Linked DNA regions of Mus musculus: all the other regions are linked to region 6. Evidence: chromatin loops called from intact Hi-C (ENCODE). Cell type or tissue: heart. All regions are shown on one strand. Region 1 overlaps Casz1 (castor zinc finger 1). Region 2 overlaps Casz1 (castor zinc finger 1). Region 3 overlaps Pex14 (peroxisomal biogenesis factor 14). Region 4 overlaps Casz1 (castor zinc finger 1). Region 5 holds the start of Gm17029 (a long non-coding RNA gene). Region 6 overlaps Pex14 (peroxisomal biogenesis factor 14).

The links. A loop is a pair of places that touch in the nucleus more often than their neighbours do. Peaks named below come from ENCODE experiments on the same cell type or tissue, not always from the same donor. Only the 100,000 strongest peaks of a DNase experiment are listed, where the experiment ranks them.
Region 1: it touches region 6 in a loop (2.1-fold over the local background); 6 of 42 quality-filtered maps call a loop at or near these places.
Region 2: a loop joins it to region 6, with 1.8 times the contacts of the local background. A loop is called at or near these places in 6 of 42 quality-filtered maps.
Region 3: it touches region 6 in a loop (1.9-fold over the local background); 4 of 42 quality-filtered maps call a loop at or near these places.
Region 4: it touches region 6 in a loop (2.2-fold over the local background); 6 of 42 quality-filtered maps call a loop at or near these places.
Region 5: a loop joins it to region 6, with 2.1 times the contacts of the local background. A loop is called at or near these places in 4 of 42 quality-filtered maps.

Annotation. Positions count from the first base shown.
Region 1 is chr4:148,900,413-148,905,412 of GRCm38, reverse strand. It overlaps Casz1 (castor zinc finger 1), which reads right to left. Exons shown (of 21, transcript NM_001159344.1): 4 at 3,670-3,708. The coding sequence starts at 3,685. Among named protein-coding and RNA genes, the nearest start is that of Gm15969, 15 kb to the left of the region's middle. In heart, CTCF peaks have their summits at 2,135 and 2,334 (motif pointing right); DNase peaks (open chromatin) are centred at 2,012, 2,152 and 4,502; H3K4me3 peaks cover 3,020 bases; H3K27ac peaks cover 4,159 bases; H3K27me3 peaks cover 280 bases.
Region 2 is chr4:148,912,562-148,917,561 of GRCm38, reverse strand. The region is part of intron 4 of Casz1 (castor zinc finger 1); the gene reads right to left. Gm15969 (a long non-coding RNA gene) reads left to right here. Exons shown (of 3, transcript XR_003955174.1): 2 at 3,178-3,365; 3 at 3,944-3,992. Among named protein-coding and RNA genes, the nearest start is that of Gm15969, 2.8 kb to the left of the region's middle. In heart, no CTCF peak of the experiment used is centred here; a DNase peak (open chromatin) is centred at 2,531; H3K27ac peaks cover 4,720 bases.
Region 3 is chr4:148,966,760-148,971,759 of GRCm38, reverse strand. Pex14 (peroxisomal biogenesis factor 14) reads left to right here. Exons shown (of 9, transcript NM_019781.3): 5 at 1,125-1,210; 6 at 4,134-4,236. It overlaps Gm17029 (a long non-coding RNA gene), which reads right to left. Exons shown (of 3, transcript XR_003955167.1): 2 at 1-5,000. Among named protein-coding and RNA genes, the nearest start is that of Gm17029, 9.1 kb to the right of the region's middle. In heart, no CTCF peak of the experiment used is centred here; a DNase peak (open chromatin) is centred at 1,909; H3K27ac peaks cover 2,832 bases.
Region 4 is chr4:148,804,991-148,809,990 of GRCm38, reverse strand. The region is part of intron 1 of Casz1 (castor zinc finger 1); the gene reads right to left. Among named protein-coding and RNA genes, the nearest start is that of Casz1, 3.1 kb to the right of the region's middle. In heart, a CTCF peak has its summit at 2,975 (motif pointing left); DNase peaks (open chromatin) are centred at 3,025, 3,460, 3,820, 4,020 and 1 weaker place; H3K4me3 peaks cover 2,801 bases; H3K27ac peaks cover 2,984 bases; H3K27me3 peaks cover 653 bases.
Region 5 is chr4:148,957,573-148,962,572 of GRCm38, reverse strand. Pex14 (peroxisomal biogenesis factor 14) reads left to right here. Exons shown (of 9, transcript NM_019781.3): 9 at 779-2,038. The coding sequence ends at 1,232. It overlaps Gm17029 (a long non-coding RNA gene), which reads right to left and starts at 2,409. Exons shown (of 3, transcript XR_003955167.1): 1 at 2,151-2,409. In heart, CTCF peaks have their summits at 533 (motif pointing left) and 2,423; a DNase peak (open chromatin) is centred at 2,352; H3K4me3 peaks cover 1,447 bases; H3K27ac peaks cover 4,498 bases.
Region 6 is chr4:149,044,562-149,049,561 of GRCm38, reverse strand. The region is part of intron 2 of Pex14 (peroxisomal biogenesis factor 14); the gene reads left to right. Among named protein-coding and RNA genes, the nearest start is that of Gm42351, 37 kb to the right of the region's middle. In heart, a CTCF peak has its summit at 1,948; DNase peaks (open chromatin) are centred at 77, 521 and 2,021; H3K4me3 peaks cover 972 bases; H3K27ac peaks cover 3,236 bases.

The sequences.
Region 1 (5,000 bases), 140 kb after region 6:
CAGTCTGGAGGAAGGAAAATCGAGGGCGATCTGCTTTACCCAACCCAACATGAAATCCTTCCAAAGTGGCACAAGACCATTCCCATTCCCTGGTGCATGTTGGGTAAAGTGTACCCAGAGCTATGAGGCCTCAGAGTCGCTTCCACTTTGGGCAATACCTGGCTCTGAACCTTTGGCGCCCAGAGGTCCTGTATGTCGATACTCTGGCTGCAGGGGCTGAGTGTGGAGAGCCAAGTTCTTTGCTCCTTGGGGGAAAGACAAAACTAGGGGGAGTCTGTCGCCATTCTCCTTCTGGCCTTAGTCTGTTTCCTGGCCTGCTAGCTCTCTCGGCCTCATCGTCCCTGAACCCCTATCCCTGAAGACTCCATGACATGGGAGGAGAGGGTCTGCCTGAGAGGAAGGGTCCTTGCCTGCAGTCCCAGTAGGACAGACAGTTTTGGCTCAGTCACTCCTGCCAGTGACTTGTCTGAATGACAGGGCTGAAACTGGAATGCTTTAGTGGGTACTGCGGCCCCTCACCAGCTAGCTCCTCCTGGGTTCCATGGCTGTCCCTTTGAGCCTGCTCTCTTGCCTATTTGACCCATTACCCAGAGCAGCCTACCTTGGGTCCTCTGCAGGACAGCTCTTCCCCTTCTCAAGAGGGGCATTAGAAATAGATCCCAGATGATCAAGGACAAGCGTTGTCAGATAGCCACTGCTCTTGCATAGCCATTTCTTACCCAGGCGCCGGTGTGTTCAGGCCCAGAAATCAGCCTGGGGTGGGGGTGGGGGCTAGTCCTAGGGAGCTTCCCAAGTACAGGATGGATCTACCTGTGTCTGAAAGCTTCCTCCCTGCTCCCCTCACCCTCTCTATACCCTCCCCCTGGGAAATCACTCTAAAAGGGCCTAATGGAACCATGTCCTCCTCTCTTCCTCTCTCCTCCCTCCCTCTCCCTCTCTCTCTCTCTCTTTCCCTTTTTTTTTTTATTAGCATTTGTGGAATTTATTCCCAAACTCTCCTAATCTTCCGTACACAACCATTTGATTTGCATAACCCAACCCCCTCTCATAAAAACTGGCTGCTAGTTTAATTAAAAAATGTAAATTTGCTGTCATCTCGGGGCCTGGTGAATTAGGACGACATCGGCATTTTTTATTGCTAAAGACGTCCAGATTGATCCAGCCCTTGGCTGAACTATGGTGGGGGAAAAGAGGTCCACATGGCCCCTGAGGGTCTTCAGATACTTCTGTCCCTCCTGAGAAACCTCAGCCCTCCCCAGCCACTGAATTACTCATGGCCAGGGCGCTTCAGGACCTAGACATGTCCAAGGGTGGAGGGGACAGTTAAGCCATCATCCAGGACTTGTTGGAGGTCTCTGGTACTGACAACTCTTTGACCGGCTTACTCTCTGCTGAGGCCCTTAGCTGGAGCTACCAGGGCTGCTCCCAGAGGATGGGAGCTAGGCACTGCACTGCACCAGCAATGAGCCCTGGCATGTCCCTGTGCATCAGGGAGGTCAAGGGAGATCAAGGGAGATGTTCTCAGCTCCTGAAGATGAGAACACAGCTGCCCCAGAGATGGACTCAGGGAAAACAGATCAGCCCGAGTCCTGGTCTGCTTCCCTTTTTTTGCGAAGTGAGGGAAAGTGCTTTTCTTCTGAAGTTCTGAGATTAGGTGAAACTCCCAAGATCAGAGAAGAAACAGGAGGTATCACCAGACAACTCCTCCAGGAAGCTGAACTTTGATACCGTGGACCTTCCTCCCTCTCTGTGTGGCCAGAGTCCAGACTTGGGTCCCACTGGGAGTGCCCTGCTCCAGCTGACTTCCTGGCCCTTCTGGCTTCTAGGAAAAGTTTCCAGAGCCTGTCCCTGGAGTGTGAAGAGCAGCAAGTCTCCCCAGAGCCCTTAAGGTGCCACAGGAGGCTCTGTCACTTGCCTCCTGCCCTGCCATCATGACATTCCCCAGAAGGGATATGGAACCCTGCCTCCTAGGAGAGGCTGGGCATGGCAGGATGGGAGCCAGCTCCAGTTGGCACTTAGGTCAGAAGGAAGAGAGCAGGGCCCGCCTTCCAGCTGAGTAATACCTCAGTCCCTTGTGCTGGCCCATTGGTAGGCTCTCCTGTGCCAGGTAGTGGGTGGTGCCAAACACTGGGCCTGTCCCTGAGTTCTGCTTCTTGGCTGGGATGGGTGGGGGCCCCATTTCTGAAGAAAGGGGGGCGGGTCCTGAAAGGGTGGTGTAGAGACACCTGATTCGAGGTGGAGGCGGGCTGGTTCTCGGCGGGGTGGAGGCCAGGGAGGGGCAGGGTGGCAGCAATGGCTTCAAGACACCTTTCTAAATATGCCCAGCAGGGGGCGTTGTACCCTTCCTGGGCACAGATGTCCCCAGGACCTCCAACTACATCCCATTAGCCAAGTGCACACCTGTCCCCTACAGTCCAACCACTCTGTGAAGGTTCCCCACCCCCACAACACACATTCCTGATTGTCCTCTCCTGCCTCCTGCTCCCTCTGCCTCAGAGAGGCAGCTGTCACTGTATGGGTCCCATGGGAGTATGAGCGAACTTTGACAAGTCTAAAAACAACCCTAAAAACCACTTAATGCCACTACCTTTCCTTCCTCAAATGAAACAGTGGGGGTCAGGGGTCACCTCTGAAGAATTACCAACTGAATTTTCTCTTAAGATACTAAAGAAGAGCACTGATTTTGACAGCCTGGGGTGTGAGAGTCCTGGCCCAAAGTTAGTTGTGATAGAGGAGGCTGGGGGAAGACCACAGAACTAAGCCAAGCCGTGCTGGACTCAGGTTGTAGGCTCAGGTGCAAGGAGAACTATCGAACAAGAGTAAATCAAAACTAGAAAGAAGCAAAGTCACAGGCTAAACTCTGCCCAGGCCAGGGAACACTCACTAGCTGGAGCCAGACCCTAGCTAGCCCCATGCCAGGCTCCCCAGACCTAGATATCTAAATGTAGTCTTTGGTTTGGCCTACTGTCGCCTCCCAAAGTAGGTGCTAAAAGGGGGCTGAGAGAAAGAAAGAGCGAGAGAGAGTCCTGGGCCCCTTACTTTGAACTGATAACAGCCACCTCAGCCCACAGCTTCTCAAGTGAAAAACACTCATTAGCCGTAATAAGCAGCTTGATCATCCGACACAGCCTTGTCCCAAATAAATTAAATTCCTTTACCTTGAGACAGTCGCCCCGAAACCAGACTAACCACCTTTCCCAACAGGACGCTGCTTTCAAAAACTAAACCACCCCCCACTAAAAAAATAAAAACACACACCCCATAAGCCACACCACACCACACACACACACACACACACACACACAGACATCTTTGCAAAGGGAAAAGTGTGTCTAAAAAACACAAGAGAAAAAACACGCAGAACAAAATCCCCCACAAAAAACCCCTAAATCCTCCACTCTCTCTCTCTCTCTGGGTGCCCCCAGCTCCCTGTCCCCTCAGTTCTTTCATAATGACAAGCATCAAATTAGTCACAGTCACTATGCGAATGACAAATAACAATGTCACCATCCAGAAAACAGGGCTAGCAGGGACTATGGGCACAGACCCCTGGCGCCTGTCCGGTACCCTCGGCTCAGCTGCTAGCTCATTGGGCTAAAAATACTAACTTCCGTCAAAGAACCGAAAGAAAAGTGAAAGAGCCTCCCCGTGGGTTCCCACCGCGCGTACCTGTTCCAAGATCCATTCTCCGCTCCTTGGTCCCAAACTCTTCGAGAAACGCCATGAAAAGAAGAGAGAAGAATGTTTAGTATCTCGCGGGCCCCTGTCCCCGCCCGCCCGGCCGCTGTCCCTCACCGCCCGGCCGAGCGCATCCCGGGCTGGGGGACGCGCGCCGGGCCGGGCAGGGCCGGGCCGGGTCCGGAGGGCGGCGGCGGGGAAAGTTTGCTCCGCGCCTCACGCTCGCTCTCACGCTCCGGCCCGCACGCTCCCAGCAGCTCCGAGTTCCACCAACTAAAACAGAAACTGCCCGTGGCTGTCGCTCGGCTGGGGATCGGGCCCGCCAGGCCGAGGGCCCCCCACCCCCACATCCCATCCCGAGCGCGCAGGGGTCGCCGCTCCGGCCCGGCCCGGCCCTCCCCCGCCCGCTGCCGGTACTCACCATAGTCGGAGAGTCGAAAGCCGAATTCACTTAAATAATCAACTTTCATAATACTTAATTAATGCCTAATTGCAACTGATTACTCCCCGAATAACAAGTTGTTTTAAAATCCTGATGTCATTGCTCCTGACGGTAACACTCAGGGTAACAGTTTGGCAGGAGGGAGCGGGGCGGGCGGGAGCGGCCGGGCGCTGCCAGGCGCCGAGGTGATTGGCAGGGTGGCCATGGCACCGCCCCTCGCCGGGAGCGCGCGCGGCTCCGGCAGGTGAAAGATCAGACTCGCCCGCGCGCGCTCACGCGCGCGCCTCGCAGTGGTGCGAAGGTGAATGGGCGGGCGCGCGCCCGCGCTCCCAGCGCACAGGCTGGGGCGGGCGGGCTGAGGAGGGCGGGCGGCGACTTCTCCCAAAGCTCAGGGAGGAGAGGGAGGCGGGGCCGGCGCTCGCGGGGTCGCGTGCGAGGGAGGGAGAGGCTGGTGTGCCTGTGAGGTGTGTGTGCTCGCTCGTGTGGAGGAGTCGTGCGCCCGCCCGAGCGAGGCGAGGAGCCGGCACCCGCGCACAGGCGCCAACTCCCGCCGCGGGCGGGCGGGCGGGCGCGCGCGCACCGTCCGGCTCCCCTCGGCCGCTCGGGGCCGTCGGCCACCCTGAGCGCGCCCGCGTAAACTTTTCCGCGCGGGAGCGAGCGCAGGTGCGAGACTTTTTGCGGCACGCGCGCGCGCGCGCGCTCCTGCCGTTCCCTTCCGAGGTGCCCTTGGGCTGCGGGTGGGGCGGGTGTGGAAGGGGTTGTGTTTCCCTTGCTCACCCCACTTCCCTCATTTTGTTGTGGCTATTGGAGTTCGAAGAAGAAAGGAGTCGCGGGCGGCGCGGCTGGGTGTGCCGGAGAAACTCGCACGTCAGCCTCGCGA
Region 2 (5,000 bases), 130 kb after region 6:
TCCCCAACCCTTCCCCACTCCCAGTAACTCATAAGGGGGAGAGCAGAGGCTGGAGCAGACAGAGCTCAAAGAGGGCAGGTGATGGTCCCCCAGCCCTCAGCTGCTGCCCTCCATTGGCTGGCAAGGTGCTCACACTCCCTTACTGCTGGTGGACGCATCCTGAGTCACCCTGCCCCAGAGCTGTGCTGGGGGCGTGGGGGTGTGTGGCACCTCCAGGGTAGGGGAACACTGGTAGGGGACAAGGCAGAGAGTGTCTGGGTAGCACCAAGGAAGGCAGGCGGGGAAGAGCCCTTCTATTGAGTATGCTCTACAGTGGACAAGCTAGAACTGTTTCTAGAACCCTCAACCTGCTGTCTGCCCCCAGGGGCACAGGCATGGAGTGTCAGCTGGACAAGGAGATCTCTGATGGAGGGAAGCCATGTGCCCTCCCACACTAGAGAATAGCTACCAAGATGGAGGCTTTTTAGATCTGCACCAAACTTCAGAACTACAAGGCCAAGGCCTAAGGGGATTTTGCTGAAAGCCAGGGTCAGTCTCTGCCCAGGATCAGACAGAGCAAGGGACCCAATTTCTCTCTTGCCCAGAAGATACCAGGCCCCCTTCTGCTTAAGGGACCTTCCACAACCTTGGACACTAACTGTCCCTGAGTCTCTCCTTGGTCCCCGCAGAAGTTCCCTGCTGGGAGTATCAGGTCTCACACTCTTCCACCCCTCCAAGAACTGCAACAGCTCTAAGCAGAACTTCTGGGGTACAGGGTACAGGGTAGGAAGTCCAGCACCCTAGATCTACAAGGGCTCTGTCCTGGTTTATCCACTGACAATGACGAGACTGTGGAAGGGGCCTTCCTGTTGCCGGGACTGTGTTCCCACAATCCTTTGGGGCTGGCTGTGCTGTGGAAGGGAAGTAGGGCAAGAACTATCTAGGAATCAGGAAAAGGGCCTGGGACAGACAGAGCCTGGGTCATAGGCATAGCCCCAGAAGAGGTGAGGAGGCAGCTTGTGACAGTCGGCAGCACCTCCTCACCATCTCTGTGGCCTACTGCCTCAATCCCTTTACCGACAGTGAGGAGGACATGAGGGGACTAATTTAGGAGTATTTTTAAAACCGTGGCCCTGGTGGATGGGTTTAGCAGTTGTCAGCCATCTGGAATAAGGAATTACAATCACCCCTCCCTAATCCTATATTCCCTAAACCCTAAAGCTGGTTAGTGTGGGGATGAGGCAGCAGGTGGGTGTGGGGGGGTGCCTGTTCCAGAAAGGAGCCCCCGCCCCCCGCCTCACCCCGCCCCACCTAGGAGTACCCTCCCTCCCCCTTGGAGGGTGCCTGGGCCCCGGGGTGTGGGCTGAGGAGCCCAGTGTGTTTGGAGCCCACTCGGCTCCCCCACCGCTCACGCCTGCTCACTCCCCAGGCCTCGCTGGCTTGCGCAGGGGCCGTCAGGTAAATTAGATCTGAAAGCTGACAATTTCTGACCATATTTCCTTGATTATTTCAAACAAATGCACAGCAGCCGCTGTAAGGAGATTAAAGTGACATAAACGTCCCGAGTGGGAGGGGGGAGGGCAGAGGATTCAGGTCACCCCCATCCGTCCCCCGCCTGACAGACGCTATATCGCTATCCAATCCAATAAAAAATCCCCCCCTTTTGCTTTAATTAATTTTACAGCTAGCTTGCTTAATTACTTTCAATCAAAATCCTCCTGCCATCGCAAAATTAGAGATGGTTGAGCTCCATTAGCCTAAATTCTTCATTTCCATATAGAAAAGAGGCTGTCGACAGAGCCAGCCCGGGCCCCTGGCAGGACAGACACCCGTCTGCCCACCCGCCGCCAGACAGCCCACTCTGCCTTCCATTCTCCGGCTATGGCTGCCTTCTGCATGTCCCCTCATCCTTTCTACCATGACACCGTAGACTGAGGGTTCAGGTGGGGTGTCCTCACTGTCCCCTAGATCGTCCCCAGACTTCATGTGGAGGCATTGGGGCTAGGCTGAACTAGAGGCCAGGTAGACGTGGAGGTTTGCCTCTATGGAAAGAAACAGCTGATCCCAGGGTTCTCCCCTTACCAGCTGCCTCTCAACAGAGCTTCAGGCCCTGGCTACCCAGACTCCTAACTCTGGGCCCTCTGCCCTCCAAGGAGCTCTTGGCAGAGCAAGAACACTCCAACTCTTGGAGTTTAGCCTGTCCGTATAGACACTGGAACCAACATCACCCAGGGTTCCCTCTACCAACTCCTGGCTAGGGCTACTGCCCACTGCCAGAGCGACTGTAGGGCCAGCTGTCTCCGTGGCACAAGGCAGCACGGCAGCCCCCACAGACTAGCGGTGTCTTGCCCCCACCCCCACCCCCCCACCTCCCAGCCAGTTCCCAGTTTGCAGCAGCTGCTTCTCCTCCCCCAGCCTGGTTGGTGGGTGGTGGGTCTGGGCTCTGTCCACATCCTGTGCTCGGCTGGCCGGCTCCCTTCTCCTCCCTGCCACCTGCCTTATCCTCATAACCCCAACCCCAGCTCCTGAAACTCCACTTCAGGTTTTCTATGCTACAGCCCTGAGTGACACCACAGGGTCCAGCCCAACCTGGGATCCAGCTGATTAAGGATCTGCAACAGGATGTGGGGATTATAATAAAACCTGGCTCTGGACCTTCGGGGGCAGTAGGCCAAGCCTGGGCTCCAGGACTCCTCTCCCCTCCTCTCACTACCATGACCCCCAGCCAAGTTGTCAAGTGATGACAGTTCAGGGGGTCTACACAGTTCCAGCTAGACTCTGGGAAGTGAGCAAACGGGCTGGTGTCAAGGCGGACCTGGAGTAAGCCTGTCAGAATGGCAGGGTGGGGTGGGGAAAAGGAGTCAGTGATGTATGAAGTCTGCCTTGTACCCCCTAGCTCTTCTTGGGGTGGCAAACCAGCCTGATCTCCTTTAGAGAACCAATGTGACACTGGGACAGTGTGCCAGCACAGCTCCTGGGCAGAGGCAAACCAGTAAAGAAAAAGGTGCCCCGTGGGTTGTGTGAGACCCTTCCAGACAACAGGCCCTAGAGTTCGCCCTTGGCTACTGGTGTGGCTGTGGCCGTCTAACACCAGGATGTGAGGCCAGCTCCTGATGGATGAGCGGCTGAACTTGGAGCCTGCATCTTAGGACCCCCCCCCCCATCTGCTCCCCTCTGGTCCTCCTCTAATCCACACAGGTCCAAACAACCCTCCTTCTCAGATGCTTCTCCGAGCTTCTCAGATGCATCTTGAGTCCCTATTGGCACTGCTCAACCTGGCCCTCAGGATCCTAGAGGACCATCTGAAGTCTCTTGGGAAGCCTGTAGGCTAACAAGGACACACTGTGCGCCGCTTCCCAACCACCGAGAGAGAAGCAGCAACATGAGTGAGTTCAGGGGGCTCCTGGAGGTTACCTGATCCTGCTGAGTGACAGGCAAGGAAGGTGACACAAGGCTGCCCTGGTTCCTTTGCTTCCTGCACTGGGCCCATCACACGAGCCTGTATGTCTCTCTTACCTCCTTACCTGTGACTCATCACCCCAAGGACAGAGACAGAAGAGGCTGCACAGCCACAGTCTATGGGCATCCGCCCACTTCTTGCGGCTCTCTGTCCACTGAACTGGGGTGAGCTTCATTCCCACTTTACCCAGACCATCGTGCCTGGCCCAGCTGGGCAGAGGTGGAAGGGTAGATAAGAAAATAGGTTCTGAGTCCTAGAGACACCTACTGTGGGATGACACAGCTCAAACTCTCCTCCATGCCAGGTAGTACCGTGAGGCTACACAGTATACCCCAGGCCTCCAGAACACTGACCGCTACGCAGAGGGTCCAACCTCAATCCTAGGCCTGGCCTCCCTTCTCCTAGGCATCCTTCAGGGGCCCTAGTGACCATATCATTTGTGAGACGCCCTCTAGATCATCCCCTCCTCTGGTCCTCATCTCTGACCCCTGTTCTTGTTTGTAGGCCCTCTACAGTAACAACTCCTCCATCCACCTCATTTGACCAAGAGATCTACAGGACGGAACTACTGTTCAGCACAGTGTCTGTCCAATAAATATTTACTGAAATGAACACAGACCGCTAAGAGCTTCTTGCGTTGACTAGGGCTGAGCGGAGGACCCAGGGTGTGGCCTGACTTCTTAACCAGACCCTGCCTAGCTCTAAAAACCTTTCCTGCTTGCTGGGGTGGGGACTCCCTGGGTGGGACTCAATTGACACTGTGAGTGTCTTGCCCTCTTTAGCCCCAGGCTCACCTCCAAATGCCCTTCACAGGACTCTGCCCAGAGAACAAAGAAGGCCCCAGTTGTTCCTGCATTTCTCTGTAAGAGGAACAACTGTTGCTGGTCAGTCCTTTCTGAATAAACCCAGCAACTGTTTGCAGCGTAGAGCAATTTTCTCCCTCTGCCTTGTCCTTGTCCCAAAAAGGAGAAAAGGAGATTAAAAAAGAAAGATGGGGGAGAGCCCATACCAAGCCCCACAAACTCCCTACACCCGCTCTCAAGTCTGTCTGGAAATGTTATGAGCACAAAGAGCACAAGGACAGCCACCTGCTGTCCCTGACAACTGGGACAGCCGCAGCTAAGGGACAGGCTGTGAGATCAGGACCCAAAAAAAGGAGGTGAGAAAGTGGACGGTGGAGGGAGGCAAGGGGGGTTTGAAGAGGGACAACAGGAAAGATCAAAACCAAGAAGGTGTGGGGAGGGGGGCATCTGGCCAGGACCTGCAGGTACAGAGACCCATACAGCCCAGATGGCTCCTGAAAGTCAGGCAAAATGGAATGGAGGGGTGCTCTGTGGGACACTGGATGTGATGGGGGTGGTGAAGAGGGAGAGAAGAGGAGGACTGGAGAAGAGGGAACGAGGTCTATTAAAATCCTCTCAGTGCATAACACAAAATGTCAGGGTTTATAGCTTCATTCTTGGCTTTGCTGGGACTGAGAACCCTGAACAGAAATGTCACCGCTTGTCATGTTTAATCACCTGCTGTTTGTTAACACCTCCCCTGCAAGGAGCCTGTCTCA
Region 3 (5,000 bases), 78 kb after region 6:
TGGCTGATCTTTGGCAGCCCAGCATATTTTTTTTCCTTACAGAGAACTTTCACTTTTTCCTCTTAAGGGAAACACTTGGCTTTTCTTAGGCAGATTCAAATTATCAATGTCTCTGCCCTTATGCTTTGAGGCCATTGTTAAGTGAAATAAGGCTCACTTAGACTCTGCAGTGAGATACTAAGACAGTCTGAGAGAGAGCTGAGATGGTGATCAGTACATGAAGGGCAAGTAGCATGTCGGCGTGGATGCGCTGTCCTGGGGGTGGGGTGGGGGGGGTCAGAGCGCATGGCTGAGATTCCATCCATCCTGCTGCTTAGCGTGCTGTACACTCCAAGGCCTCTGGGCTGTTTTTTTTCTGGATTTTTCTGTTTACAGTTTTCAGAACACAGTTGGAGAAAGGAAACACAATAAATGTTGCACGGGCCTACATGTGCTGGTCGGTGTGAACTGGAGCCTGCCCTGCGGTGGGCATTAGATGCTCATTCCAGATCCTCAACCAAATGGCAAATTTAGAAGTTCTCCTTCTAAAGCTCCCTTGGCCTCTGCAGCCCTTGGAAGGGTGTGCCCACCAGGGCTTGCCAGTGCTCTCCTAGAATAGAGTTGCAACCGTGTTACTTCCCACTGTGGAGGGCAAGGGCTCCAGGCCCCTGGCCTGTCTTCTCCACCCCACTCACTCTGCCTCCAGGAGACAAGCCTTGGTCCTTGGCAGACTTGTGTCTTCATAGCCTAAGGAATGAGCAGAGCAGAGAGGCCCAGGTTTATCATTGACCCCTGGTTTGTCCTCCATGTGGTGTGCGCACACTAACCGGCCTCTAGAATGATCCTGTTCCTTGATCTCATGAGGCCAGGCCAAAGGTCCTTCTGTCCCCTCTGCCTTCTGACCTCCATGGCTGGGCACTAGGCTCACAGCTGGATACCTCTTCCCAGCATCTCACGGTCAGATCACTTCCATCTCAAGTGAGGCAGACAGTTCTGGGACCTTGGAAAGAAGAGAGGGCAGAGCCGAGCCCTGATGTTCTGATGGTCACGTGCTTTCTGCAGCTGTGTGTCTCACTGGCCTGTCCGCTGCGACACTCCTGGGCAGAGACCTGTTCTAGTTTCTTCTTCCTTCCTTTCTACCCCAGGCCCCAGAGGCTCCCGATGGCGAGATTATGGTGCCTTGGCTATCATCATGGCAGGAATTGCATTTGGCTTTCACCAACTCTACAAGGTAAGTGGCCTCTCAGGGCCACCATGTTATGCCCTGCCACCCTTTGGTATTCCTCCCTCCTCCCTCCTCTGTCCTCCCTCCTGGCCCCTGGCTTATTATGTACACAGGCATTCAGAGCACAGCGGCTGTGGTGGAAGCAGGGAGCACAGCAGGAGAGACATGAATGCACACAGCACTGCTGCTTCACCTCGCCACCCTGACTCCCACCCGCAGTATGACCTGATGGCCGGCTGGCTCAAGTATTTAGAGCAGTGCCTGGCACCACTGAGAAACATGCAGATTGCAGAAGCAGAGCGATTTAGTCGTTACGGGCTTGCACATCAGAGCCTAGCTATATGTGTTGAACCTGACTCTGTCCCAGAGTACAGCTCCATCCATAAGATGTTCCTGAGACAGATAGTCCGACTTTGCAGTGTTGTGAAAGTGTGCCTGCCCATATCAGTCGGTACTGTGAGTACGATACTCAGAAAAGGAACAGAGGCAGTGAGCACCAACAGAGGCTTTGATTTTAATGGGTTTGCCCAGCTGCTCCAGCAATAGTCTGAGCACACTGAAGGCAGAGCGGGAGCACAGGTCAGGAGTATGAGTGCATCTTCTCCATGTGATGGCTTCCAGCATCTGCAGAACTGGCCTCAGGGTTTCAGGGAAGGCCAGGAGTCAGTCCTGGAATAGTGCTGGAGCAGTGTTGGCTCCCTGCCTGCTGGCACGTGGGAAGCCCCATAGATGCCCTTGTTCCACCCTGGTATTTACAACTGGCTCAGGAAGCACACTTCTTGTTTTCTGTGGACTGTGGTAGCATCTGTATAAATGTGGGAGTTTCCCTGGGCCTTTTGAGTCAGCGAGCCCTCAAGAGCTCGTAGCTCACGATGCTCACAGCAGAACTAAAGGCACTGAACCAACATTTCCTCCCAATACCAGTGGAAAGGCCTGTCCTTGCTTTGGAGAAACTAATCTACAAGATGCACAGCCTGGATGGCCCCACATTTAGGCCTGCTTACCCTGGAGAGAAGTCATGTTCTCCACTGACGCCTCCCACTAATCCAGCCTGCATTTAGTGACTGTTTTTCTTTTCTTTTCTTTTTCTCTTTTTTCTTCTTTAAAGGACTCTACTGAATTCCCAGGCTTGCAGTGTATCTTTGAGCACATGAAATGTATTTAAACCTTGTTTAAACCTTAGATTCTTAGTTTTTTACTTCCTACAATAGCTAATGACAGAGTTGTGGCAGAATGTAACTCTTCAGGATAGTGCCTGATGCCAAAATAAGAAATGCCTGTGCAGGAATTCAGAAGCAAATTGTTGTCAGGCCTGGAACTCCCCCCTGAGCGTCTGTGGAGCCTGTGTGGGGCAGCCTTTCTTAGCCCACTAGCTGCAGACAGGTACCAGCAGAGTTCACAAGTACCAGGGTCCTGTGAGCAGCTCACAAGTGTCTCATCACAGTGGCAACCCCACAGAACAGGAGGTGTGGCACCTTGGTTCAGATATGACAGAGATTGTCATCTGTTTCCATGGAGCTCTGGCCACCAGCCTGTGTTTTACAAAGAAAGGAAACATTGAAATGTTGGTCACAATGGTGTCGTGTCTTCAGCATGTTAGTAGTATTCTTTAAGTATAGAAAAGTGGAGCTGTCTTGCTTTGCACAAACACAGACTTAGCCAGATCAGCGGCAACACTTCCCGCTCACGGGCTCTGGCCTCAGGGATGGGGGTCGCTGGTTATACAGCTGAGAATTTCTTGACTTTTATACTTTGGAAGCGTCAGGCTGCAGTTGATGAGTTTCGCTCAGTTGTGGGTAATAACTCACATTGTGGCTGCAAAGCACTTTGCGAAATAGAAACTGCTTCTGTGCATGTGCTAAATGACAAGCTCACTCTGAGTCTCTCCTGAAATGAGTTCTCCCACAAACCCCTGAGAGACCTGCTTCTCTTCCCTAGCACAGAGCCAACCGGCAGTGGAGAACAGTCCCTCTTTGACCTGTCTGGGACCCTACGTTCCCTCTGGGCAGCACCTGCCAGGCTCCTGTGGTTAGCTGAGTAGTGTGCTCTAGGGTTGGAGTGGACTGTGCCCCCTCGACTGGGGACCTAACAACTCTACCTCAGCCCTTGTTGTACATCAGCGTCCCAAGCCCTACAGGTGTGCCCTCGCCTTCCTAATGATGGAGAGGCTGGTTCCAGGACCCTTGTTTGGTGGCTTTGCAGTCACCAGCTTTGGCTTTCTGTGTCCCTTTCCCTCGGCCCCACCTTTGGGTTCTGGGAGGATATAGGCTGTCCTGGCTCTCTTTGTGAAGTGCGCACCTCCTGCTGTAGGGTGCTTTCCCTGTGCATGCCTTACCCTACCATGGAAGATGAACGATCCCGGGCGTCTGTTGATTTTCCTCTGGTTTCTCCAGTAATGCTGTGTTTACTCAAACCTAATACTGTTTCTGGATCGCTGAGGCGGTTTGTTTCCTTCGCAGAGTTGAAGTGTGAAAGATTCAGAAAGGGTGCGGTGAGAAGCTGCCTAGCTCTCCTCCCCAGGAGCCACCATAGGGTCCGTTTCTGGAACATCTTTCTGCAGTCTCTGCTTAGAACTTTTGAAATAGAATCTAAAAGCCTCACAGGAATGTGAGGTATCTAAGGGAAGTAAGAGAAAGTAATAAGGCCTCCCTCACACAGGGAGGACTTCCCAAGGCTGGGGAGTTAGCTCAGAGACGCTGCTTGCCCCCAGCCCCACCTGGAGGCTCACTTCCTTCTGGTCTTGGTCCCTGTTCAGGTGGAAGTTCTTACCAGGCCGGGATCTCAGGCTTGTAACTTTTTCAAGCACTTTGTTTCTAGTGTGGAGAGTGCAGCTCTTCTGTGGGGTAACCTGCAGAAGATGAGGGCAAGCAGGGAGGTGGGATCTGAGAGACCGGTGTTGGCCACCTCCTCACCTGACCACTTCTTGCAGAGGTACCTGCTGCCCCTCATCCTGGGAGGCCGAGAGGACAGAAAGCAGCTGGAGAGGATGGCAGCGAGTCTCTCGGAACTGAGTGGCACCGTGGCCCAGACAGGTAAAGATTAATGACTCCATCAAGTCACCCCTCAAAGCGTCCTAACGCAGCCCCTTCTCGGCCCCTCCCTCTCCCTCGTCTCCACTCTGTGGTGACTTCATTTATCTGCTCTGAGAATCTGTTCACATTTGCAAATGAAGCCGCCGTCATTTCGGTTTAATTTGAAATTGCTTGTTTACTGTCGGCGCGGCCTCAATTAATTATGTTTTTACGGAAAGGCTCCCAACCTCAGAATATTAATAAGGGGAATAAAATGACAGCCTTTCTAAGGGCTGTAAAGTTCATTTTTAATTTCTGCTTCTATGAGGTTTTCAGGGGGGTTTTCAGTAATTTTTCCCCCCTTCCTTCGAAGAATCCGATGCAGGGTCAAGAGAGTCTGTAATTACTGTGGCTCCCGGGACCCCTGCTACCTCCCCTGTTATCGACTCCACACGGGTGGCACTCGGTACCTGCTGCCCCAGTGATGGCCCAGATTAGCTGGGACCTGTTGTGGCAGAGGTGGCTCTTTTCCTTATGAACTTGTTTACTAAGTGGGAGCTGGGAATCTAAACCTCAAGGCAGGCAAGAGAGCCACCTGTCCCAGGCAGGAGGCTCTGTCCCTTGCTGGCACCTGTGCAGAGCTGTCTGGAATCCTCTAACTCGTCTGTCCCATGAACCATTGCTCTGCTAGGAATCAGGGACATAGTAGTCACAGGCCTCGACAGGTCACATGGTGGTGGAGCCTTGGCGCATCCGCAGTGGGGTAGGGAACGGGAGAGACCGCC
Region 4 (5,000 bases), 240 kb after region 6:
GAAAGAGAAAGGACGGTCTCCACCTTCCTCACACTGTCACAGTGTGCCTTAGGGAGCTTTGTCATCAGGCAATCACACGCTGAAAGGGCCCTCTCCCCCCACCAAGGAAAACAAAGTTACTGTATCTGAGTTCCAATCAGTCAGAGCTGTTGATTCCTGAGAAGGAACCAGCTTCAAGTTGGAAGTCTAAAGGAGAAAGAAAGAAAGAGGGGGAGGTGGGGGGGGGCGAGAAAGAAAAACCCAAACTCTACCATCATGTTGGAAAAATAACCAGAAAAGATTCCAAAACCTACTTTTACAGTAAAAAAGTGCTTAAGAGAAAGTGCTTAAGAGTGCCAGAGGATGCTGAAGGTGGACAGGAAGAGAAAACTTGGTCCTTCTAATTAGCCAGACTGAGGGAAAAAAAGAAGGCAGCTAGCCCGGTGTGAGCACATCACTACCAAGTCATTAATTCTTTCCTGTAAACAATTTAATTAAATTTTGCTAAATACAGGAAAAAATACTCATTTTGGACTGCTATCCCCCCCCCCAAGCCTCAAAAGCAAATGTCCTCAGCCCCCACCCCCAGTGCTCACACCTCCAGGCCTCCCTGTGTACAACCTTCAGGAGGCTGCCAGCCCACGCAGGGATTGCTCTACGCAGGGGTGGGAGATGGCAGTGCCCAGGTCTGAAGCTGACATTTCAGCTTCTAAAGGAAAAAAGCTGAGCAAAATAAACTGTTGACTTTTTAGCTAAAAGTATTTTCTTGTTCTAACTCATGTTCTTATGTTACTGAGCTTTAAAAAAAAAAAAGAAAAAAGAAAAAAAGACAAACAAGAGAGAGGAGAGAGAGAGAGAGAGAGAGAGAGAGAGAGAGAGATGACTTTCCTTGAATGATCTGTTTAACCTAAGCCAGAGGAAAAAAAAGAAAGTCATTAATTACTTATGTGAGCTATTGCTTCAGAAAGACAATAAACCTGCCCGGTCGCCATGGATATGACATATTTGCTCTGAAAACAACACAATAATTAGCAAAGGGGAAAGATACAAGGAGAATATGCAAACTCCTGAGTTTAAAGCCACAGTGCTCTTTTTACCCCTAAGCCTCTGCTCTGTTTGCAATCCAAATCAAACAAAAATTTAAAATATAGCAAAGAGGGAAATAGCAGGGTTGGCTTCCCCCTCCCCTCTCCCGTGAGCTGAAAAGCAACAAGGGCTCCACCCGCCTGCAAAATAAGACTTGGGGGGGGGGGCATGTATTGCTTGTTTGTTTTCTCCTAGCAGGGGTAAAGTCTTGGTGTTTTTTTTTTTTTTTTTTAAGTGAGCTCTTATTTAGTATTGGGCCTTCTGGCCAGATATAAATTTATTTATGAAAGTCAAATGCCCTGTGTGTGGTTCATGCCCCCCCCCAAAGTAAATGGAAATGTAAGGGGGGGCTGCAGTTGAAAAAGCTAACCAGCCTATTCCAAAAGCACAAACTCTGTAGGGGACCTCCATTCCCCCTACCTCCAAGAAAATGGAGCCTGGGTCTTATTTTAATATTAAAAATGCATTAAATGGTTTTACCTACAACTTAGTCCCTAAGGATCATTACGAAATGCAATCGCTTTGTATCATATCTGTCAGCGTGATAAATATTGGAGCTAGAGAAGGTTTGCATTTTTTTTTCAGGATGTCACCAATCAAGATGGTTTTTTTTTCTGCCTTATTTTCTTAATTCACTGACTCCCCCTAACCATGACCACCACACACACACACACACACACACACACACACACACACCCTAAACTGAGAAGGAGAAAAAGTTGATATACTTTTAAACACCAACCACAGGTCAGTAATACTCTCAAAAAGCAAGAAAAAAGCTAGGAGTTAAAATTTTGGGGTGACAACTTCCCAAAAGAGGGAAAATTGCAGTATCCTATTAGCTTTGACTGAAAACCTTTTCCTTCTTCCCAGAGGCGAAATTCCCAAAAACAGATGGTCAGGATCTCAAAGAAAGTAAATATACCTCAACCCCCACAGGCAGAGAAATCTAACTTTGAACTTCTTTTTAAATTAAGGGGGGGGCAAGATAAACTATTAATAAGAATGAGAGATGGGTTGCGTTTTGTTTTTCTTATTCAAAAAAAATCATTAAGCACAAGGGGAGCAGATATAAAGGGGGAGGCGCCTATGTAACAGACTTTCCTATTTTTTTAAACAATAGTTTTTTTTTTTTCAGATTGGCCCCTTTGATCTTGAAAGAATTTTGCTCTTCTATGATGGGGGGGGGGAGGGCTCGGTGGTGAGATGATCCTGCTTTAAATGGTGACGCAACTTGGGGATCAAAGCCTTCTCTTTCTGTTAGCCATAATAAGCTGTACTTGCCACGAAGCGGGAGTCCCCCGGGCTCCTTTCCTTCGTCAGAAGGAAATAAAATGAGTTGATACTCAGAGCAAGACACGAAGGTGCAAAGTCTAAAAACAAAATAAAACAAAAAGGGCAAGGCGGAGGGGAAGAGGGAGGCACTGGCTCTTTAAACGTTTTAGTGCATATGGAGTTTGATTTCTGAAAGAGATCAGTTTAACATCTCCATAGAAACCAGCAACAGATTATCATCAACAGAATAAATAACTAGTCTAATAAATTAAACAGGAGGCATAAGATCGCTGGAAACCTGATTACTGAAGTTCAACAATATTCCCCATAAACCCTCGTTAACCGCCTCTAAGGTGGCTAACAAGATGGGGTGAGGGGGTGTCTTTCGGATACGCTAGGTTCCGTGAAGACTGACGCTGGACGCTGCCAGAGGTGGAAGAAAATTCCCCTTCTCGGTCCAGGAAAGGGTCTGGGAGTTGCAGTGAGGGGCGAAGCACAAAAAGCCAAAGTTTGGGAAGTGTGAAAGTGGTTCCAATTGCGCGATACAGTGCGGGGTGCAAGGACCGCCCGGGACGCACCGCTCGGCCGCCACTGGGGCTCAAGCTAAGAGCTTTGCGCTTGGGCGCGGATCTGCCCAGCGCCCCCTCCGGGCACGTGGAGTGCAGTCAGGGCGCAGCCCCGGGGGACCAACTATCCCCCGCCCCACGCCTGGCGCAGCTGCTCCTGCTCAGCCGGGACAGCTCCCTTTAGCATGGCGGCGTGTGTGTGTGTGTGTGTGTGTGTGTGTGTGTGTGTGTGTGTGTGTGTGTGTGTGTGTGTGTGTGTGTGTGTACGCGCGCGCGCTCTGGGCGGGGGGGGGGGGGTGGTCACCAACGTTACCAGACGATCTGTTTTCCAGTTCCCTTGTGCGCTCTCACCGCGCGCCCATACCAGCTTGGAGGCGGCCTAAATTTACCAACTTTGTCCGGAGACTACTTTACCCCATCCCACCCCCAACCTCTGTGACTGTATTAAGCGTTAGCTGGACAGATACACACACCGAGGGCCGCGCCCCCCACACTCCTTTGGAGAAGCGACGTACACGCTCAGTCTCCCCAACATTCTGCCAGGTTTAGGGGAGCTCCAGCTCGGAGGAGGGGTATTATCCCTGCTGGAACACATCTTCCACCCAGGCATCTACATCTTCACCCTTCCCAGCGTGACTGGATGGAGGTCCTCGCCGCACCCAGGCCGGCTTCGCAAGCCGAAGCTGAATCTGGAGAAACTTGTCTGCGGGGAGAAGCGGTCCCTGGCCTCACTCCTCTCCTCCCCCAGCTCGGGGACCCCGGTCGGGGAAGACTTGGAAGAAGAATCTGTGCCCACCCCCTAGAGAAAAATCTATTATTATGATCTTAATCTACGCCCCCAAAGTGTCCCTCCCGCTGTGATTGACGGCGCATACACCTGTTCCCCTCTCAGAGTAGAGTCCAAACGCTGGGGACAGACATTCGCTCAACCGCTTCTCGGCCGCCCAGCGCCCGCCCGCGCCCGGGCACCCCCGCCCGCAGCCCCAGTGCTCCCCTGGTCGAATCTCTCCACCCTAGGAGGCCGCCCCCTCCCCTCCCAGGCCTTGCTCCCCGGCTTCTCCCGCTCCGGGTCGCGCTGGCTTCGAAAAGAGAGAGAAAGAACAGAAAGCAAAACTTCCTGGCGGCCGACGGTCATCAGCTGCACATTCTGCAAATGCCACCGAGTAAAAATAAACCGGCCGCCGCTCCGCCCGGCCGGCTCACCCCGGGCGCACGACTCAGCCCCCTGTCCCGGGAGGTCCACGGCTGAGGGTCTGTCTGGCAGGGTCCCCTGATTCCCGCGCACCCCTCAGAGTCCCACTCCGTCAGTTACCACTTGACGCTCCTGTATAGTGAAGGTCGACCCAAGAGTCCTGGTGGCCCAGTCATCTCCCCTTCACTGTCCCCTGTGCCCCTACATGCTCCTGTCCTCTGCCAGGAGCCGATTTCAGCCCCATGTCCTCTCCACACGCTAAACCCCCGAGGTCCTCCTCAGCCCACCTAGGGTCACAGACCCCGTCCAATCCTCTCCTATCCCTAGAGAGAGCCCCCACCTCCGGCGCCGGAGCTCACCGCTCCACCCGCAATCGGGCCTGCCAACCCAGCGTCCCAAGTCCCCGGGCGCAACTTCTCTCTCCGCGCACACAGTAGCCGCCACAACTCCCCCGGAACTTTTCCCCAGATCCAGGGCGAGCTTCAGCCGACAGCAGAGCGGTCGGAGCCAGTACCCAGCGTTGCGAGCCGGAGCCCGGGGGGGGACTCGGGGGTAGGGGGAAAGAGTAAGAAGCGCCACTTGCCGCGCTTGGAGCGGCGCACTTGAGATAAACTTCCCAGGCACAGATAGAAAAGGGGGCGCCGCTCCCCAGATCCCAGAACCCTCTTGCCTTCATTTTCCCACCCGGAGCTCCCCTTGGCACCCTGCGCCTACGCGAACACTGCCTACCTCTGCTGGCAGAACATACACCCCGGTGTCGGGGCACAAGAGCCGGCTAGAGGAGATCCCCACCCACCCCTTCCCTTGGGCAAAGTCTTGCAAAGTCACCCCAGGAGCCCCTCACCCCTGCCTCCTTCTCTCCTCCAGACAGCTCACGACCCCCCTGCAGCAGGAGGGGGCGT
Region 5 (5,000 bases), 87 kb after region 6:
ACCCTGAAACCAAGGAAACCGCAAACTGAGCTGCTTGTGTGTGTGTGGTGCAGGCCCGGATGTGCGTGTGCCACCGGGTGGGCTCTGGGGTTGAAGGCTGACTGTGTGACCAGTGCTGGTAGGTGGCACAGCCCTGGGCAGGAACAGGACTTGTCCTCTTGGCCTTTGCAGAAACAGGACTTCATGTTATAGAGCTGCACTTCTGAGCCATGACCATGTTGACCCAACTTCCCAGGTCTGTCCTGGAATGGGCTTCAGTCTGGCTGGCTGCTGGCTGAGGGCCCAGCAGAGCTGGCTTTTGCTTGGTCAAAGTTTGGGCTCAGAGGTCTGAATGACAGTAGCCAGGGTTCCCCACTGCTGTCCTTGGCTGAGATTATGGGCACATTAGCCAGGGGCTCCCGGGTTCCCAGCCTTGGTCCTCTTTTGCCTCCTTGTCCCCATCTGGCCACAGGAGAGGAGTAGGGACAATATTGAATGTGGGTGGGGCAACTCCAGAGCGTGTTGGGCCCCCTGCTGGCAGACCAACAGTTGCCAAGGTGGGTAGGTCCTGCCCTGGGGTGGGCGAGGCTGCGTTAGGGCATCGGGCAGCACTGAACACTTCTGGTAGACACACTAGCTTGGCTGATGGGGCCTCCAGTGGGCCCTGCCTCGTGACCCTGGAGAAACTGCTGCCATCGCTTGAGTGTTCAGGGATCAGGGACCAAGGGGATGTGTGGCACTGGAGCCAGGTGCTGTCACCAACCTCTACCTGCTTTTCTTTTTCCTTGTCCACTGCTAGGAGACAGTTCCCTCCTTCCCCGTCGGCCCCGAAGATCCCCTCCTGGCAGATCCCAGTGAAGTCTTCATCACCCTCCAGCCCTGCGGCTGTCAACCACCACAGCAGCAGTGACATCTCCCCTGTCAGCAACGAGTCTACGTCATCCTCTCCTGGGAAGGACAGCCACAGCCCGGAGGGCTCCACGGCCACATACCACCTGCTGGGTCCCCAGGAAGAGGGTGAAGGGGTGCTAGATGTCAAGGGCCAGGTGAGGATGGAGGTGCAGGGTGAGGAGGAGAAGAGGGAGGACAAGGAGGATGAGGACGATGAGGATGATGACGTCAGCCATGTGGATGAGGAGGACGTCCTTGGGGTGCAGAGGGAGGACCGACGGGGCGGCGATGGGCAGATCAATGAGCAGGTAGAGAAGCTGCGGCGGCCGGAAGGTGCCAGCAATGAGACTGAGCGAGACTAGGGCTGGCACTTGGCTGCCCGCCTTCCCAGTGCCCCGGGACATCAGAGGCAGGTGGGCAAGGGCTGCGGCTCTGCCTCCACGACTGGGCGGAAGCCCAGGTAGGGGTGGGGCTGCCCTTCAGCGCAGCAGTGTGGGCTGCATTTCTGTTCACCAGCCTCCCAAACACGGCCCAGCCCCAGCCAGCCCCAGCCAGCCCCAGCGGCTCTGGCTGTCCACAAGCCAGGCAGAGAACTCAGGAGCTCTGCACTCAACGCCCCTGCTGCCTCGCCCCCTCCCTGACAGGTGTCTTGTCAAGGTGTATCCTCCGAGTATCTTGACCACCTGGCACCATGCATGGCCAGAGCTCATGTCATCTCCTGCCTCTGTCACCTCAGTGCAGGGAAACTATGGCCCCTGTGGTCTTGCTGTCTCTCCCACTGTGCCCTGGCCTGGCTTGTGGCTTCTTCTTTGCCTGTTCCAAAAGCCAGGGCCCTGGGCCTGCTCTTCATCTTGCGGGCCTCCTAGGACCCAGCCTTCCAAAGTCCTGGCTGACAGATGCTGCTCTTGGGCACCTGTCCCCACCCCACCTGCCCTGCTGTCCTCTGTATCACACAAGACGTCTCGCTTGCTGTGTCGTGGTTTAGCTCCTCGGTGGTGAGGCGTGCTTCTCCCTCCTGGTGGAGCCAGGCAGCAGGGCCTTCCTGACCAACAGCCATGTCTGACCTTCCCACTGAGAAACACATGTTCATTTATGTGATCATGTATAGATTTCAGAATATAAGATATGACTGTACATAATTGTAATAAATACGAGTTGCCATATTTAATTCCTGGCTCTGACCTCGTCTGCTAGCCCGTGCCTCGGAGGTGGGTCTCAGCTAAAGCTCCACCAGGTAACTACCAGAGCTGGGCCCTGAGGGACCTGTCGGAGGCACTCACCTACAACTGGAGGGGCTCCTTCCTCGCGCTGGTGTCTGTGGAGGGCGACATTCCCCCGAGAGCAGGAGGGAAGGGACTCGTTACTGTATATAGACCTGGTGCTGCAGGATGAGCTGCCTTCCTTAAATGGATGCACATTCCCCAGGAGCCTGTCTACTCTGCCGAGTCGCTCAAGCCCGCCCTGTCTCCCTTTAACCTTCACAGCGTGCTGAGCTGTGACCAGAAAGCTGGGGGGCAGGAGGAGTGCCTTCCAAGGGACAGTCTCTACTCTGTCCACCAGGGCTGGCCATGCCTGGAGCCATGGAGTTTCCGGTCATGCGCCTCATGCGGATGGGGGCCTGGGAAGTGGAGAGTGCCTGGTAGAGGCCACTGCTGCCCCTCCAGAGGCTCCAATGGCCTCTGCCTCTCACTGTCTGGGAAAGGAGGGGAGACCTACACACCAGCATGGCTGAGGGGGTGACCGTGGGCCGCTTTGTCCCAGAAGATATCTTCCCCCCACACACCCCCCTTTCTCTGTCTCAGGTCTTCCTGTATCATCTCCCATGAATCCTAGGTCTGCATCTCTAGCCTCCTCGTCCTAGAGAGAGGCAGCACCCTGACAGGCGCTTCCCTGCCATCATTCTTTTTCCTGTCCCTGCCCCCTGACGTCCCCAAGGAAACCATGTTTCCTCACTCCTGGAATGACCAGCCTACATGGCTGGGAGACCTTGCTCCCCCAGGAACCTCAAGGAGTCCCAGTGTCAGGCAGGGTGTAGACCTGAGCCATCAGAGGGCCGGACCGTGCCCTCTAGTGAGTGGATCACCAGGGAACACTGTTGCTACCGTCTTTGGTACGGTAACCATCTGTACTGCTGTAACTTCTGAGGTCCCTTCTAAAAAGAACCAGAAAAGTCTAGAGGGCCAGAGACCCTGGGGCAGAAATGAAGCCAGAGTGGGGTCTGGGGCAGCGAGTGCTAAGTGCTGTCATGTTGTGCTTCTTAGGGACATAGGAGCTGGGCCTGGAGGAGGTCTGTGCCCCTGAGCCTTCCCCACCTGGGCGTTACCAGCTTGGAAGGTTCTGGGCTCAAGCTCAGAAGAGAAGGGACAGAAACCTGAGTTCAGCTTTTGAGGACGGACTCTGGCTTGACTTCAGGGAAAGGAAAGCCCCTCCCCAAAACTGCGTGAGGGCTGCCTAATAAAGTCGGCTGCTGGACGGGGGAAACAGCCCTTTGAAAAAAAAGCCTTTCATTAGAAAAATAATGCATTTCATCCAAATAAGGTAAAAATATTTGGAATGGGGCAGAAGTGAGCAGCAGGCAGCGCCCGCCCGTCAGGCCCTTTCTGGAAGGGAGTGCACTATCAAACTCAATTACGATGTCTTTTTATAAAGTGTCGTTTGGGAGACGATGAACCCCAGTGTTTGGAGGCCATGCCCAGCTGTCTTGACCCCCCTGTATGAGCTCTCCTCAGACTCAGGCCTCCCCCAGAACCGGGTGACTCATTGGAACTACCTTGGGCAGGGCAGAAAGGCCAGATTGGGGGGTGCCACCCAAAGAGGAAGCAGTGCGGGGTTTGAGGACATCTGGAGCTTGTGTGGAGCCTGCTTTGGGCTTCGTGGGTACTGTTGGTAGGGAAAAGGGTTGCCCAGGGACTGCTAAGTTTGTGTCTCAACTATCAGGCTTCTCTGTTGTATGTGTGCATAGGTACATATATTTAGGAAAAACTTGTGACTTGGGAGGGAAGAGAGGGACCTTCTGCCCGGACGACTGAGTTAAGACTCGTTTAGTGATGTGTCTCGCTCGCTCATCTTGTATACAGTGCAACCCTCCTGGTGCTGACTAACTTGCCCATTGATAGAAGAACAGCCTCTGGCTGTCCTCTGGGGTCCTCATACCCTCTACTTACTCTGGGACCCAACCAGACTTGAGAAGACACTGGCTCGGAGCCCAGGGAAGGAAGAGACAGACAGACTGTATAGTCACCTCAGGAGCATGCTGAGTTCAGGGTTGCTTCATGCCTGTGCTACTGCACACATTACATACGGCCATGGAGGCGGGCTGTTTCTACAGCCCTGCCTGCACAGCTCAGCCCCAGAGCATAACCCTAAGACTCTTCATCAAAATGAGTCTGAGAGCTCAGCCTGCATTGTGGGGGACTTACCTGTATGATGACCAAATCTTCAGTTTGCTTTCATTGGAGGCTTTAAGGTTGGTGTCCTCCCATAAGAGGTTAAGATCCCTAGAGCTGCCTCTGGCTGTGTGGTGAGACCTGGAAAGACTTTAAAGGGCTAGGGATGTTGAGTCCGGTAGCATGGTCCAGCTGCCTGAGGGGCCACCACAGCAAGGACTGTTGGAGCCAGCTCTAGAGAGACCCTTAAAGGATAAAGAGAAGCTGGGCAGTGGTGGTGCACGCCTTTAATCCCAGCACTTGGGAGGCTGAGGCCAGCCTGGTCTACAGAGTGAGTTCCGGGACAGCCAGGGCTACACAGAGAAACCCTGTCTCGAAAAACAAAAGGATATAGAGAAGAAAGCCCACATAAACAGAGCAGTGGACGTGGCTTTCTGTGCAGCCGCTCCTTGACGTACAGCCAGCGAGCCCACCCTACATTGAAAAGTTAAGCAGGGAATTCATAGAACACACTAGTGTCCATCCCCACCCCCACTGCGACCTGGCACACTGGCACGGGGCTGTTGCCCTTGCCGTGGCTTGGTGGCTGCTTCTGGTTAAACTGTGCTTTGCTCTCTATGTGTGTGCATGCCCACGAAGGTGCACACAGAGGCCAAAGACAGCCTCCGGGCTCATCCTCAGGGGTACTGTCCGCCTCCTCTGAGACATCTCTCCTTGGCCTGCAGCTCACCGGCTGGCCACCAG
Region 6 (5,000 bases):
GTTGGTGCTTCCCGGGATCAAGTCTCCGACTCTTGCTACCACTCAGTTCTGGCGCGTAAACCTTTTATTTCTGTTCCTGGCATGCTAGCTCACCGACCTCCGGCTCAGAGCCAGCTCGTTTGCCTTCTCTGCTGAGGTCACTGCTACCGTGATCCGTGTATAATGGCATTTCCCTCCTCTTTTCAGTATGGAGGCTATTACAGTTTCCTCTCTAAACAGGACTTCAAACAATCCGCTGCCAGTCGGATTTCAAAGCCAAGGAAAAGGCAAATGTCATCCTTTTTTTCTCCCCTCTTTGGGTAACTGCTTTGTTGGCTGCATCAGAAATTAGAGGGGTTGCTGTGGAAATTCAGGTGGGGATGTGTGGGGACAAGGCATTTAAATTTGCTTTTCTTTCTGCCTAAAGGAGAAAATCCTTTTCCTTCTCAACCTTTCCTAAAAAGGAACTTTGATCTTCTCAGCCCAGAGGCCGGGGTTTTCATTTCCTCTATAGCCGGCTGGCGTGTTCCGCTCCTTCTGCAGTGAGGGCACTCAGTGGTGTGCAGCATCTGCAGCCCTGCCCCGCGGCTCGCCTGCCCCAGGCTCCAGCTGCCTCTGTGCAGTAAGTTGGCCCAGAGTCCTCTGCTGAGCAGGAAAATCTCTCCCAAGTCACCTGGTCCCTGAGACCACTGTCACTTGGTACTAAGTAGTGTGGGTGGTTTAAGATAGTTTACCGCCACATTCCTCTCTGGAAGAACTATTCCCATAAAACAACAAAACACTGGCATGTGACGGGGAGTCACTCTCGCAGTATTTTTAACTAGGGCCAAGGGGGGGGAAAATGTGAATGACAGAGAGATTTCACTTTGAAAGGTAGTTTTTGCACATGCAAAGTTGCCACTTTTCATAGAGGCTTTTACTTCATTTATCAATGTTTTAAGAGAGGCTGGGGTCAATAATGCATGCTTTAGACTCCCCTAAATACAGATTTACACAATAGCCCCTAAAATATATTATGTTGAATCACGTCAACTCCTCTCTGCTGCTGTTGCTGCTGCTGCTGCTTCTTTTTTTTTGTTTTTTGTTTTTTTGTTTTTTTTTTGTTGTTTTTTTGTTTTTGTTTTTCGAGACAATGTGTCTCTGTGTAGCCCTGGCTGTCCTGGAACTCACTCTGTAGACCAGGCTGGCCTCGAACTCAGAAATCTGTCTGCCTCCCAAGTGCTGGGATTAAAGGCATGTGCCACCACGCCCAGCTTTCCTCTGTGCTTCTACAGAGGTGTTTTATTCTTTAATGTGAAAAACAAAAGGAGCAAGGAAAAGAAAACAAAGGAAATTAGGGCTCACATGCATACATAATCACTACAGGGCTGGAACCCATCTCAGCAATAGGAAGGGCACAGTGACCACAACCAGGAGATCCCAGCTGAAAGGGAGAGCCCTTCCTTTGACTCTTTGAGCACCAGGGCACTTGATGATATCCATCCCTTCCTAAGTTCAGTTAACTGTCTTTAGTTCGTGAACTTCAGGGTTTTGTGGATAGACTTTCCTTTCTTTTATTTCCTTTTTACACGTTTAATATAAATTAAATATAAATGTGTGCACCCATGCTTGCATGTGCACGCTTGTGTGCTAATTTGTAGATAAATGGGCTAAAATGTACCTCTCGATTTTGTACCCCTTAGAGAAGGAGAAAGAATTAAAAAAAAAAGTCCTAAAACCCTGTCACTGTCATCTGTTCATTTTTAATGAGCAATTTTTTAAATAAAAGAGGAAAATGAATAGGTGTTGAACCAGCCCGTGATATGTAAATGCCAACTAGTAATTACCTAAAACCTCAATTTTCATTCTGTTTCATCTTGCAAAACATTTCATTTTCCCAGAGTGAAAACACTTAATTTGGGCTGTGTGAGTTAGCCACCTCTGTTAGCTGTGTGAGCGGCCACCTCTGGCCTGCGTCGCCACTGGCTCCTGCTAGGGGGCACTTTGGCTCTGTGCTTGGCTTCCTGACTGCATGTCCACCTCAAGGTTATTCCCCTCTTGCCATTCCAGTGGTTTTGCTCTGAGAGTGCGGTGGCGCCCCTCCCCCTCCCTCGTCTGGTTTCGGGGAGCCTGTTCCTCCTCGTCCTTGCAGCAAATCGTATTGAATTTTGGCTGACCGAGCCTTCCTCTGCATATTAACTTTCCCTCCTGTACCTGGCTGTGAGACCCTTGGCTTTTCTGCATTGAATTTCACACCCGGGGAAGCAGCTCTCTGGAAGATCCCTTTTTTCCTTTTAACTTCCCGATACATTGTTTCTATTTTTCTGTTTATTGCTGTGGTTCCTCGTGGAAATTGAAGTTCCCACACGTTGGCTCTGTTGGTGCACCTGCTGTCTGTTCCCACATTCCCTTTCTTTTGCAGGCTCACAGACTTTGCTTCTGCTTTGACTTGAGGTGTGTCATCTTTTAGATGTGTTCCTACAGTGTCTTGGAATGTGACTTGCGTTTGCCCCTGCTTCCTTCCCTTCCTAGCCTGTGTCCTAACTGAAAGAGTGAAGAATTGAGAAAGAATAGAGAGCCAAACACTGTGAACTATAGATCAGAGATGCAGAAAACCAGAATTATGTTGTCCTAGGACCCTGGATCTGAGTGTGCGTTGCCTAGAATCTCAAGGCACACAGCCTCTTTAGTGAGATATATGGCTTCATAATTAGCCCGTTGCATTTTTTCACGAGTGCTAGCATCAGCGTTCTCCGATGTGTTTCTCTGATTAACAGCTGCTTTGCAACTATTTCCTTGTGCCACGGATGACCGTATTTGTCAAGGAACTCCTGACAGAGTACTGATTTCTTACTAAAACGCAACATTTCTGCTTCACGAAGGCTCTCTCCTCAGCACTGCCCGGCTTTTAAAGTCAGCCCTTGTTAAAACTGGAGCTGGCTCTGCTCTAGCGCCTGTTACCATGATCCTGGGTGTCTGCCTTAGAGCTGGATCGAGGAGCCTTTCACAGGCAATTTAATCTTGTGAGCAGTGTGGGAGCAATGGGGCACTGGAGTGGAGTTTCAGGCCTGTGTGCTGGTCATTTCCCCCTGCCCTCTAGGTGCCATCTCTCTGGGTTAAAAAGGACGTGGCTTAAGGGTTGCTAAGGTCATTAATTTTTGAATATTTTTTAATATTTTAAGCTGGCTAATGAATGCTCACATTTTAGGAGATAGATGTGTGCGTAGTACACAGAGGTGCTGGAGTTGGTGGCATTCCAAATAAGTGTCACCAGAGAGAGTGCATCAGGGCTTACATGTCAGGTGCAGAGTGCCTGAGACTCCCTCAGTCCCTGAGTTTGTTGTTAGGCAGGCTCTGTCTCCTGTCCCCCTCACGAAGAAAATAACCTGTGTTCTGAAGATTACAGCGGATGGGTCTTTAGTGGGAGAATGGCAGACACGTAGGAAGTGTCTCCTCAGTGAAGGTTATCTGGATCCTGGCTCCTCCCCCAGGCTTTACTTACCCTGCACCCTGCTCAGAGTATCAGTATCACATAGCAGCAGCACCAGAGCGCATGGCGTGGTCACAGATCCTGGTCTCACAGACAGATCCTGCTCAGGGGGCCAGTCACCTTTAATCCAGAGGTGCTTTACAGCCTGAAACCTCCCCCACTTCCTCTCTCAGTGATTGTCACAGGCTCCACCCTAACCAAAGACTGCAGAGAGGAGAGTCTGTCTGTCTGTCTGTCCTTGTCACTTTAAAGGATAAGCAGTAAAATGACAAACTTTCCTAAAACCCTGGAGTTGGTGGGTGGCAGAGTTCCTTTGTTTTGCCTTTTGGGACAATGGGGGAAATGAGAAACTTTGCTTCTGATTGTTTTCAGAGTTCATCTTGAATTTTAAAAATCAAACTAGCTACTGCTAATTTGAGGTGCACTCATTAAGAACTCAGTCAGTCTAAGAGTTGGGGACTGGACTCCACAGCAAGCGGCCCAGCAATGGCATCAGGAGTGTTGTGCCTGGCTTCTCCGTGGCTCCCGCACTCCCACAGCATGTGCAGTAAAGTTCCCAGCTCCGTTTTACATCTTTGACATTGAGACGAAGATTTGGCCTGAATTTATGTAATTTAGTTGGGCACAAATATAACCCATGAATAGTCACATTCATCCTCTAATTAGAAAATCAAATGATAACCCAGGATAGGCCACAAACTCATTGAGTCCAACCAAAGCACGCTGTGTGTGTTGGACCTTTGAGAGGGAAGTCAGTTGAACTGTCCATGAAGTTAATGAAAAGTGCCCGACAGGAGACCCAGACTGAGCACCTGGACAGTTAGTGTAGTGGGGAAGACCTTTGCATTATGGGTAAGGAGTTTTGGGATATCTTTTACCATCAACACATGAATCACAGGGCTATAAAATTCTAGATCAGACAAAGTTCTTTACCACCCTCCCCGCCCCCACCCTGTCAGTGTGCTAGTGTTTTGTGTGTGTGTGTGGGGGGGGAGTGAAGAGTGGTTGGAGAAATAATTAGAGAAAGGAGGAGAGAGGTTTGTGTGCTCACACTTACACATAGCTGTGTAGCTGGGTATCTTATTCAGCACATTACGTTGAGGCTATTAGTTTGGGTGCTTTATATTTTTGCATCTGGTGTAGTGATATCGATGCTGTTAAATATGTGATTTGCCTGTCGCCTGCATTTTCAGACAAAGATCAAGGGGAACATAAACAAGCCTCAAAAACACTTTATGTAGGTGTTTGGCAGTATTATTTTATATGACTTGAAATTAGTGAGTGGAAACTTTAAAAGAAATTGTTCATATTTTTGCAAGTTTGAAGTGTGCCGGGACTTTGTCAAATTCCCGTTAAAATAAATACGTCAATTTCATCTCCCTTCCAAATTCATTTATCTTGCTTTTTTAAAAGGTGTTTTCTACTTTACCTGATGTTTAAATTGGATTCGCTCGTTTATGCTGTTCTTTGCTATATCCCCCACGTTTTCCTTAAATGAATTACTAATGGCAGAGCACTCCATCATCCCTCTCTGCAGCCACTTTAAGGAAAG